Linked DNA regions of Homo sapiens: all the other regions are linked to region 2. The links are chromatin contacts, found by Hi-C in ENCODE. All regions are on one chromosome and are shown on one strand. The core of a region is the stretch at or near the end of the contact, and the rest is flanking DNA. Distances in the headings are between cores, read along the strand shown. Region 1 holds the start of MRPL21 (mitochondrial ribosomal protein L21). Region 2 holds the start of CHKA (choline kinase alpha). Region 3 holds the start of CDK2AP2 (cyclin dependent kinase 2 associated protein 2).

Region 1 (3,670 bases), core at 972-3,471, 780 kb after region 2:
TCTCCCATTTGGGCATCCGGGGCTCAACCCTTGGCCTTGACCTCCTCTCCGCCCATGGCCATTCCTCTGGTGACTGCATCCAGTCCGATGGATTTAAACACCCCCAATGTGCTGGTGACTCCCAAGTTTACACCTCCAGCCAGGGCTTCTCTCCTGGTTTTGCATACCCACCTATCTATCTGCCTTAGCCACTCGTGTCTGACGAGCACCTCACACCTCCAGAGGCTCCTCATTTCTTCCCATGCCTGCTTCTCCCACACTCCTCCCTCTCACATGAGGGCAACTTCATCCTCCCAGTTGCTCAGGCCCCAAACCTCCATCAGTTTTGACTCTTCTCTCGCACACTACTCAGTCAACCCATTGGCAAATCCATCCCACTATTAAAAACTTAGCAGGCTTCTGTACCTAATTTGCTTCTAGCTTTGTTTTTGGGTCCCCAGGGAACAAACAGTCTCCTTCCTCTCCCACAGGATTTCCTTTAGGTAGTCCTAGAGACTGTGACTGTGTACTTCCATCACGTCTCCTTTGCTCACTCTTCAAGGCCCCAGCTGCTCACTGTTTTGGTCACCTTGTCTCTACTCGCTTCACTGTGTGTCTTTCTCTCCTAATGCGTGAGTCTGTACTTGAACATAGCATTGGAGGGGTGGTTTCATGTAGGTAGGTAGAATGGAGTAAGTCCCACTGCTTTTGTAAAAACTTTCCTGCCTACTTAAACCTAAGTTTTATTATGGAAAATGTCAAGCATACAAAAGTAAAGAGAACAGAATAGTGAACTCTCTCAATTATCCCTTTCCAGGTTCAACAGTTACCAACTCATGGCCAATTTTGGCATCTACATTGCCTCTGGCCCAACTCTGTGATTATTATTAATTTCTTAATAGACTTTATTTTTTAGCACAGTTTTAGTTTCACACCAAAATTGAGTGGAAGGTACAGAGAGTTCCCATATGTCCCCTGTCCATGTGCCCACAGCTTCCTATCAACATCCCTCACCAGAGTGGTACAATCTTTACAATTGATGAACCTACATTGACACATCATTGTTATCCAAAGTCCATAGTCTACATTAGGGGTTCACCCTTGGTAGTGTACATTCTATGGATTTGGACAAACTTATAATGACATGTATCTACCATTATATCATACAGAATAGTTTCACTGCCCTAAAAATCCTCTGAGCTCCACCTATTTATCCTTTTCTCCCCCAATCCTCTTACCCCCCATGTAACTTTTTACTGTCTCCTTAGATTTGCCTTTTCCAGAATGTCATAGTGGGAAACATACAAGATGTCCCCTTTTCAGGTTGGCTTCTTTTACTTAGTAACATGTATGTAAGTTTCCTCCATGTCTCTTCATGACTCATTTCTTTTTATTGCTGCATAATATTCTACTGTATGGATGTCCTACAGTTTATGTAACCATTCATCTCCTGAAGGACATCTGGGTTGCTTCCAAGTTTTGGGAATTATGGTACTATTCTTTTAATATCGTCCAATATAGAGTTAGATCCAGTTTTCCATTTTTGGGGGTCATGGTGAGACATGAAACCCAGGTTTAAAACATACATAAACACTCATGCACACAAATACACACTCCAACCATTTTCAAGCAGAGATTTATAGAGTTTTTAACGGACATAACCTTTTTGGAGCCTCGTATCAGCCCAGCGCCTTAAATACGGCTGTTTCTTTTGCAGAATGAGTTCAGATTAGGCGAGGATATCCATCACCATTTTTCAGACCAGCTCGCAGCCTGGGGGCAGTGGTTCAAGCACAGGCTTTGGAGCCGAAATGACTGCGCCTGAAGTACTCTTCTTCCACTTCCCCGCTGTGTGACCCTGGGCACGTTACCTAGCTCCTCTGAGCCTCACTCTTCTCCCCCATAACATAGGGCCTATACCAAAGTTCAAGGGCTATTGTCAGTATTCAGGCTACTAACTGAAGGAATCAAAATCTGAACCTGGGTTCCCCCGACTCCAAAACCCGTGCTATATTCACCACAAATGCGATCAACACACAAGGCACCAGGTCGGACCCAGGCACATACGTGGCGAGACCGCAGGGAGCAGCGCTCGCTCTGCGTCCTCCCTTCCTCCCATATCCCAGGTCTCACCTGCTCCGGGCCCCGAAGGTCTCAGGATGCTGTGGCTGCACGCGGACGCCAGCCGCCCTAAGGTGACCGTCAGGGAAGATGCTGCCATGGCCGCAGCCTCGGCCGGAAACGGAAACGACGCGAACCGCGTGCGTAACGCACGGGCCCGGCGGGGAACACCGGTCCGCTGTAACACCGGCCCGGCGCAGAAGCGGGACGTCGGCTTCTAGGGGCCCAGGCCGGCGGCGGCGATGGCCTCGGCAGCTGTGGAGAGCTTCGTGACCAAGCAACTGGACCTGCTGGAGCTTGAGAGAGACGCGGAGGTGGAGGAGCGCAGGTACGGGAGGCCGCCGGCGCCGCTCCCTCGCGGTCGGTCCCGCCGTGTCCCGGGCAGAGTCTCCGAGGGGCTCGGCCTCATAGTCTGGGGCGGGAATTTCGTCTCCGACCCTTCGAGTCAGGGGCAGGGATCGTCCGTCCCCTGCTTGGCCACCTCCCGAGTTGTCAGTCTCATCACTTCCTGGGCAGCGCGTTCCGTTTGGGGACCCTTAAGAAGCACTTTGATTTCCCGACCCGAGACCCCCCACTAAGCTTACACTCCTGGGCCCTGGCCCCGACCCCAGTTCCACCCGCAGCGAGTTAGCAGCCCTTTCCCTTATTCATTCAGTAAACATGGTTTGCGCCCATTCTCAGTCAGGCCCCGGCAGCATGAGTCAGGTGCACTGGCTGCCCCCGATCCGGCCAGCGGCGGGCTGGGCATAAGCAGAGAGTCCCTTCCCCTCCAGTGCGTCCAGGGCCGGCTGCGTGCGTGTCGCGGGGAAAGAGCCTGGAGGAGGAAGGCCCTTCCCTGGGGAGGGTCATGGTGGCTTCAAGGAGGGAGTGGTGCCTGAAGGAAAATTGGAGTTAAGCTGGTGGGTGCGGAGTAGGGTGGGGAGCCGTCCTGAGAGGTGTGGGGAGCCATGTGAGAGCCGGGCTTGTTTCCGAATGGGACTATTTACTTGTCCAAAACAATCAGAGCTAACACTTACGTACTTTCCATGCGTTAATTCTTTTACACCTCATCCCATGCCAACCCTACAGTGTAAGTTTCTTTTTTTTCTTTTTCTTTTTTTTTTTTTTAGACAGAGTCTCTCTCTGTCGCCCAGGCTGGAGTGCAGTGGCACGATCTCGGCTTACTGCAGCTTCCATCTCCCGGGTTCAAGCGATTCTCCTGCCTCAGCCTCCTGAGTGGCTGGGACTACAGGCGCGCCACCACGTCCTGCTAATTTTTTGTATTTTTAGTAGAGACAGGGTTTCACCATGTTGGCCAGGATGGTCTCGATCTCCTGACCTCGTGGTCTGCCCGCCTTGGCCTCCCAAAGTGTTGGGATTACAGGCGTGAGCCACCGTGCCCGGCCGCAGTGTAGGTTTCTGTTACTGTCATTTTCCGTCTAAGGAGATGGAGACAGAGAGGGGTTAAGTAACTTGCCCCGGGGTGACACAGTGTAGCCCGATTTGCTGTCAGGCAGTCTGCTTCCAGAGTTTGCAGTCAGCCATATGTGGGTAGGATTTGTCTGAGATGCTTTTGATCATGGCAATGGAG
Region 2 (4,011 bases), core at 464-2,963:
GGCCAGGCTGGTCTCGATCTCCCGACCTCGTGACCCGCCCACCTTGGCCTCCCAAAGTGCTGGGATTACAGGCGTGAGCCACTGCGCCCGGCCCGGGAACACATCTTTAAAGGTCTCAATAGAAGGATGCACACACTACGTTGAATGGTTATGTCTTCGGAGCAGAGTGGTGAAAGAAGGTCAGACTTCTGTTAAGTCTGAATACCTACACGCGTACTTCTGTAATTCAAATTTAAGATTAAATATTTTCAAGTTTAAAAAAAGGAAAAAATGGCCGAGCGCGGTGGCTCATGCCTGTAATCCCAACATTTTGGGAGGTCGAAGCGGGTGGATCACCTGAGGTCGGGAGTTCAAGATCAGCCTAACGAACATGGAGAAACCTTGTCTCTACTAAAAATACAAAATTAGCCGGGCGTGGTGGCGTGTGTCTGTAATCCCAGCTACTCGGGAGGCTGAGGCAAGGAGAATCGCTTGAACACGGGAGGCCGTGGTTGCAGTGAGCCGAGGTCGCGCCACTGCACTCCAGCCTGGGGACCAAGAGCGAAACTCCGTCTCAAAAAAAAAAAAAAAAGGAAAAAACATTTCTACCTTACTCTTATTTTAGGAGCCACGCCTCCCACCTTTGTCTAGTAACACAGCTATAGTGATGTCTCTTAGGGGATGAGAAAATGCTACTCCTCCACTAACAATGACTCTTGGAGAGGGAACAAGACATCAAATCGCGAACTCGAAAAACTAACAGAAAAAAGTTAAAAAGTGGTTTGTGTTTTTAAAGCCAGCCACAACACCTTCATTCAAGGCCCTAAACCGCAGAGACTTTCTAGACCTATCTTAAGCGTCAGTACCACACGCACTTCGTGATGGAACGGTATTGTTCTCCTAGAACAGACCCGTTTTCTCATGAAACCGACGTTTTTACAAAAGCCTGTTTGTGGACGGCCTGCGGCGGCCGCGAACCCGCTTCCCTTGGATTACCCAGGGCTGGGAGAAGGAGGGCTTTCGCCGGCTGCGGTCCCCGGTCCCCGGCCTCCGCCCCGGCCCCGGCTCCCCCGGCCCCCGACCCCCCCGGCCCACGCCCCCTGCCCGGACCCCGCCCCGGCCCCGCCCCGCGTCACCTGACTGTCCCGCGGCCCCCAGACCCGGCGCCACCGACCTGATGACACTGATGTGGAACTCGTCCTCGCGGAGGCCCCGCCAGGCGCCGGGCAGGAACTCCTTGCACCACAGATAGGCCCTGCGCCGCGTCCGGGGCTCCGGCTGCTCGTCTGCGGGCGGCTGCGGCGGCGGGGGCTGGGGCAGCGGCAGCGGCAGCGGCAGCGGCGGCGGAGGGGGCAGCGCGAGCGGCGGCTGTTGGCCGCCCAGCTGCTTGGACTCGAGGTCGCTGGCGGCGTCGCGCTGCTGCCCCACGCCGGGCGCCGGGGCCGCGCTGCCGCTACCGCAGCTCAGCAGCAGCCCGAGCGGCGAGGGCTCCGCCTCGCCCCCGGTGCAGAATTTGGTTTTCATGCCCGACAGGCGGCCGAGGAGGCGCGGGCGGCCGCAGCGCGAGAGGACTAGGCTCAGAGTCCGGCCGGGCGCCCCCTCGCCGCTCTCTCACTGGCAGGCCGGCGGGGCAGGGGGCCGCGGCGGTTGGGCGCGCGGGGCGGCGGCGGCGGCTGCGGCGACTGCGGCGACTGTGGAGCGGGGATGTGCTGCTGGCCGCTGCACTCGCTCCTCTGCCGCCGCCGCACGAGGAGCGCCGGCCGCGTCACAGCCCGCCCTCGCGCTCGCCACTGATTGGCCGCCGTCCGCCGGCCCGGCGCATCATAACCGCCGCCGCCCTCGCCACACCGCCTCCCCATTGGCTGCGGCGCCGCCCCCAACCCAGAGCGCTGCGGCCTCCGTGAGCGGGGCCTGGGCGAAGGGGGCGGGGCGTCGAGGGGGCGCCCCGGCGGTCGCAGGGAAGGGGGAGAGGGGAGCGAGGCGCGGGGGGCGCCGGGAGAGCGCCTCCGCGGTGGGACGGAGCCGGACTGGGCCGAGCGAGGGAGGCTCCTGAGCCTCGGAGGACCCCGGGGTTGGCTTTGGGAGCTGAAAGTTTCCTTGGACCCCTCGGAAGCCCCGTGACATCAGAGGCCGGGCCTGGCAGGGGCAGGCAGGAAACGTGTCTGGAGGCTACTGCCCTCTCCGCGTGACCTTGGGCGAGCAGCCTCCTCCTGGGGCTCAGTGGGTGTGATTTTGTAACATTTCCCAGCGCTGCCACAGGCGCGTCTCGCCCTGTCCAACGCGGAGCCCGAAGAATTACTAAGAAACCGAGGTCTGAAGGAGGGAAGAGGTGACGGGCTCGAGGCCACACGGTGGGCCAGGCTGGGCCCGGCTGCACGCCGGCTACCGGGGCCCAGCCCTCTGCACGCCTCCCGCAGCCTCAGTTTCCCTGTCCGTGGTACTGAGGATGCTCGGGCCTAGAAGTTCAGGGCTGGAGGCCCAGGGACCGTCGAGGGAGGGGCATCATCCCCGCCATGGGGCCGCCGCAACTGCCCAGAGCACAGGCCAAAGGTGCGTGCCACGGGGCTACTGGCGTTGTGGACGCTGCCCCTGCCTCCCCATCCCCCGCAGGAAACAGCCTTGTGACCGTGACTAACGCACCTTTGCCGGGGTAGAGGGGCAAGGGCCCCTGCTACCGTTTGCCACACACTGCCCCATGTCCCTCACTGCTCCCGTCCTTCCTAGAAGTGAGGTGCTGATACATATAAAAATTATGGATCCCATTTTATGGGACATGAGCTGAAACAGGAGGTTTCCTGGGCTGCCAGGGGCTTAGGAAATCCAGTGCCTGATACACAGGAAATGCTTCTATGTGGGGAGTTCACAGTCTTCCAGAAGCAAAAATGTTTTTTGGTTTTTTTTTTGAGACGGAGTCTTGCTCAGTCGCCCAGGCTGGAGTGCAGTGGCACGATCTCGGCTCACTGCAACCTCCGCCTCCCGGGTTCACGCCATTCTGCTGCCTCAGCCTCCCGAGTAGCTAGGACTACAGACGCCCGCCACGACGCCTGGCTAATTTTTTTTTTTTTTTTTTTTTTTTTTTTGTATTTTTAGTAGAGACGGGGTTTCATCGTGTTAGCCAGGATGGTCTCGATCTCCTGACCTCGTGATCCGCCCGCCTCGGCCTCCCAAAGTGCTGGGATTACAGGAGTGAGCCACCGCGCCCGGCCGCAAAAATCTTTTAGAGTGTGTACTTGGCTGAACTTGCTCCACGCAAAATGGTCTTATTTAAGGATAAAAATGAAAGGGGACTTTTGTAAGGCTGCTGTGGCGACAGGCCTGGAAGTTGACCTGCAGGGAGGTAGGAGAGACCAAGGCCCCTGGGACGGAGGCCGGCCACTGGATGTTTGAAAGGCTGAGAAGCCAAGGGCTTCAATCTGGGGAGGCCGTTTGGATAAAGGAGCCAAGGACTTTCTCTAAAAATACCGGCTCACAGGGAGGTGGGGCCATGCCAATGGCCTGCCCAGGTGACAAGCCCTTTGTCCCACTGTCCCCTGGCACCAGTCTGGTAATCTCAAAGGAATGCCAGAAATCTGGCCAGGAGGAAGGGACACTAAAGTAAGGAGTGGCCCTCTATAATTTGAAATAACTCTTTCTGGCATCTGCTGGCTTTTGTTAGGAAAAGCCTCAGACATTTTTATGGGATCACAGTTCCCTGTGGGAGGAAGAGGTTGCCTCAAGGCCAGGCATGGTGGCTTATGGCTGTAATCCCAGCACTTTGGGAGGCCAAGGCAGGAGGATCACTTGAGCCAGGAGTTTGAGACCAGCCTGGCCAACATAACAAGACTCTGTCTCGCCGGGCGAGGTGGCTCATGCCTGTAACCCCAGCACTTTGGGAGGCCGAGGTGGGCGGATCACAAGGTCAGGAGTTCGAGACCATTCCGGCTAACACGGTGAAACCCCATCTCTACTAAAAATACAAAAAAAATTAGCCGGGCGTAGGTGGTGCATGCCTGTAGTCCCAGCTACTCGGGAGGCTGAGGCAGGAGAATGGCA
Region 3 (3,657 bases), core at 628-3,127, 610 kb before region 2:
GCTGCCCCCTGGTGGCACCACAGGAAGGCCCAGGGCTCTCAGCGCCACGGCTGGGGCGGAGAGGGCCCAGGTCCCACCAAAGGCTGATGGCCTACAGAGGCAAGTCAAACCTCATTTAATCACACCCTCCCCATCCATAGTCTCCTCTTCCCCTGTCTCTGCCTGGCCCACCCAGGCTTAGCTGAAGAACCAGACCCAGAAAGGCTCAGAGCTGAGAGCACAACTCCAAATCATCTTTTATTAATATAAAAAGGGCATATTTAGCAAAAGACACACAGATAAAAGAGTCACTATGGCTCAGGACACAAGGCAGGGAGGTGCCAGGCCTGTGCCCCTGCTGGGGGAGAAGGAGGCTCGGGACAAAGTGGGAGAAGTGCTGGGAAGGGCTGAGCGGTAGGGGCCACAAAAGTTCCGGTGGGCAACACTGTCGGCAGGTCATGGGTGGGACTCATGGGGACCTCGCTGCTAACTCTTGTTGTGGGGGGGTGTCCTTAGTGCTGCCACCTGGAGGGCCACTCCTTGGTTCCTGGAGGGGACCCACCAAGGGACACAGGACAGGAAGCCCAGGATGGTTAGTGCAACTCGGGATGAAGGCCAGGGAGAAGCGGGTGCTCTGCAGTGGCCGGATAGGTCCAGACGCTGAGGCCGAGGCGCTTCCTGTTACGTGCGGGCGTTCCGCTCTGTCTCTGCCAGGCACTCTCTGACTAGGGCCCGGGCATGGATGATACCTGGGGGTGGGGTGGGGTCTCAGCAACCCTCCACAGCCCCACCCACTGCCCTCCAGAGGAGGACCCCTGCCTCCCCACTCCCTTTCCACTTTCGGCAAAAGAAATTCAAATCTAATGACGGCTAGATGAAATTAGAGGTTTGGTTAATCCTCAAGGTTGCCCTGTTGAAATACAAATTCCCATGCTCTTCCCTGGAAATGGACTCAATTTCAATTCGATTCAAAACACCTCTCTGGTAGTAATACTGGACATCCTCTAGGCTTGGCTCAGGTGGCCTCCAGATGTCCTTCCTTCCCTCATGAAGGATAGTCCAGTGTCGGTTTCCTGAGCAGGGCGGCCTGGCCTCACTTACCTCTCTTCAGGCGCTCCATGGCGCTCTTGCTGCCAGCATAGGTAGGCCGGATCTCTTTGCCCATCTCCTCTATGACTGACAGCAGGTCCGTGTAGGTGCTCTGGGAGCCCTGGGCGCCGGGTGGCTTCATCGCCTATGTCAAAAGAGAACAGGGCAGTGAGCTCAGGCACCTGGCGGGGAGGGGGACTCCAGTCCGCATCCATAAGCAAGGCTTTGGCCCCACTCACCTGCACGTAGCCCATGGAAGGCGGTCCAAAGTCGTTAAACAGCGGTCTGAAAGGAGCGCCGGCTCCTGGCACTGAGCCCGACGGCGACGGGACGCTTCCTGCAGCAACAGGCGCGAGTAAGAGGTCAGCGCGGGGCAGGGACGCCGCCTCCCAGCTTTTCCAAGCCCAGGACCGGGTTCGCCCGATTCCCTCCAAAGGATGCTTCATTCCATGCTGATCAACTTCAGGGACAAATCCCTCCCACTGCGCTCCACCTACAAGCCCTTACGTGACCACGCCCACTTCACAGGCCAGCAAACTGAGGCTCAGCGAGGGTAGGCGGCAGGCCCAGTATTGCAGAACTCAGGCCGTCTTCTCTTCGAGACCTCGACCGCCCGGCAGGCGAGCAGGGGTGGAGCTGGATCCTCACCTGTAGGGACCGGGGTGCCCGGCCCAGGGGTGCTGGAGCCAGGGGTGCTGCTGGGAGCAGGGGCGATGGGTTTGTAGGACATCCCCAACTCCTGGGCGCGGCGGACGCCAGCCGGCCGCTCCTCGGGGGTTGGCTGCGGGGCCGCTCAGCCGCGCTCTGATTGGCAAGCGGGCTGCACGCCCCTGGTAAATAGAGGTCTGGCCGGAAGGGCGAGCGGGCACGAATGCTCCCTCACTCCCGATTGGTGCGCGAAGATGTCACTCGAGCCTCCTTATTGGCCGAGACCTGCCCCAGCAGGTCGCAACCGCCGCCGATTGGCCTCCGCCTTCCGGACCTCGCACCTGTCTGCTCCGGATTGGGCGGTGGCCACCGCCCTCCGCAATTGGCGAGTTCGCGGCCCGGGCCGGCGCGCTCTCAATCCGATTAGTCCCCAGGCCCTAGAGGCGGGGCCTTGGGAACCGGGACCCGGGGCTGGGCTGCCGGTTCGCGCCGAGGGGTCTTCCCGGGCGCGGGCGCTACCCTCGCGCCTCACTCGCGCTGCTTCAGACGTCTGCTCCGCTCTGCCCAGTTTCGGCCCAGCAGGGGTTGCTGTCGCAGCTGCCGTCGCCGCTGCCACCGGTGCCTTGCGCGCTTCTCCGCTCTGGGGGCCGAAGGACGCAGGGCTTTGACGTCCCGAGCCCTGCGCCCCACCCCGTGCGCTTTTACGTCACCTTTCACCGGTTCAACACCCGCTCCCCGATCTGCGCATGCGCCCGCCCGAGGCCTGCGTTTGTTCCCATGGCAACAGGCCCCTCATGGATGCCGCCACGTACCGTTCTTCCTGCGGCTTGGCTCGTCCTCAGGTCTAAGGGCGACCTCAAAGACCCCTTTACCCGCACCCCCAAGGCCCCGCGCTGCTGCCTAAGTTAGTGACAATGGCCGTAGGGCAAACCTTCGGGATTACTTGCGTGCCGGGCCCCGGACCAAACTGGTCAAGAGCACCGACTGGAGCCAACCGTCTGGGTTCAAATCTCAGCACCACCCCCACTAGCGATTTCCCCCAGGCAAGTTTCTCACCTCAGTATGCCTCAGTTTCCCCATCCGTAAAATGGGGAAAATGACGATCTCATTGGGTTGTGTGGATTAAATGAATAGTCATAAAGTGCTTGTTGTTTCATTCTCCGCCTTCCTGTCCCACAGGGCCCCCATACCTTTCCACTCCACCACTCAGACCCCTCCCCTCAAGTCTCACTCCCCACAGAGTTAGACCTCAGACCCTCCTCCACTCCCTAACCCTTTCTCCCAGGCTCCTTCTCCAAACTCAAACTTCTCTGGCCTTGTGTATCTTCATGCTCCCAGCTTTGTAGATCTTCATCTCTAGGACAGTCATTCATTCATTCATTCATTCATTCATCCAACAAGCATGTTCTGGCTGAGCGCGGTGGCTCACGCCTGTAATCCCAGCACTTTGGGAGGCCGAGGCGGGCGGATCACGAGGTCAGGAGTTCGAGACTAGCCTGGCCAACATGGTGAAACCCCCATCTCTACTAAAAATACAAAAATTAGCGGTGTGGTGGCGGGCGCCTGTAATCCCAGCTACTTGGGAGGCTGAGGCAGGAGAATCGTTTGAACAGAGGTTGCAGTGAGCCGAGATCGTGCCATTGCACTCCAGCCTGAGCGACAGGGCAAGACTCGGTCTCAAACCCCCCCCCCAAAAAAAACACACAAAAACCATGTTCTGACTCCCTCCTCCGTCCCATGCCTTGTGCTGAACGCTGAGGTTACAGAAATGAACAGGCCATGGCCTCTGTACTCAAGGAGGCCTTATACTCTGAGACAGGGAAGCAACGTCTTCTTTACATTGCAGTAAGTCAATGGCCACAAGGGATAACGGGACAGGATGCATTGGAACTTAGAGGAAGGGCCTGCCGGGTGGCATCACAGAAATCTCTACAGACTAGG

What was found. A loop is a pair of places that touch in the nucleus more often than their neighbours do. Pooled maps may share reads with other maps.
Region 1: a loop to region 2 is called in a pooled map, with 6 times the contacts of the local background. The contact joins the promoter of MRPL21 here to the promoter of CHKA in region 2. A Hi-C loop is called at or near these places in 5 of 50 pooled maps.
Region 3: a loop to region 2 is called in a map with no recorded cell type, with 19 times the contacts of the local background. The contact joins the promoter of CDK2AP2 here to the promoter of CHKA in region 2. A Hi-C loop is called at or near these places in 2 of 37 single-sample maps with no recorded cell type and 9 of 50 pooled maps.

What each region holds. Positions count from the first base shown.
Region 1 is chr11:68,901,611-68,905,280 of GRCh38, forward strand. MRPL21 (mitochondrial ribosomal protein L21) reads right to left here and starts at 2,222. Exons shown (of 7, transcript NM_181514.2): 1 at 2,113-2,222. The coding sequence starts at 2,200. It overlaps IGHMBP2 (immunoglobulin mu DNA binding protein 2), which reads left to right and starts at 2,281. Exons shown (of 15, transcript NM_002180.3): 1 at 2,281-2,428. The coding sequence starts at 2,343. RefSeq lists enhancers at 2,095-2,822, 2,254-2,373, 2,704-2,763.
Region 2 is chr11:68,119,675-68,123,685 of GRCh38, forward strand. CHKA (choline kinase alpha) reads right to left here and starts at 1,714. Exons shown (of 12, transcript NM_001277.3): 1 at 1,154-1,714. The coding sequence starts at 1,503. CHKA-DT (CHKA divergent transcript) reads left to right here and starts at 2,214. Exons shown (of 4, transcript NR_183630.1): 1 at 2,214-2,529. RefSeq lists enhancers at 1-13, 439-568, 709-838, 1,687-2,452, 2,453-3,219 and silencers at 989-1,118, 1,689-2,118, 2,469-2,568.
Region 3 is chr11:67,506,285-67,509,941 of GRCh38, forward strand. CDK2AP2 (cyclin dependent kinase 2 associated protein 2) reads right to left here and starts at 1,878. Exons shown (of 4, transcript NM_005851.5): 1 at 1,717-1,878; 2 at 1,308-1,405; 3 at 1,081-1,213; 4 at 213-728. The coding sequence starts at 1,798. The coding sequence ends at 661. RefSeq lists silencers at 1,751-1,850, 2,161-2,410.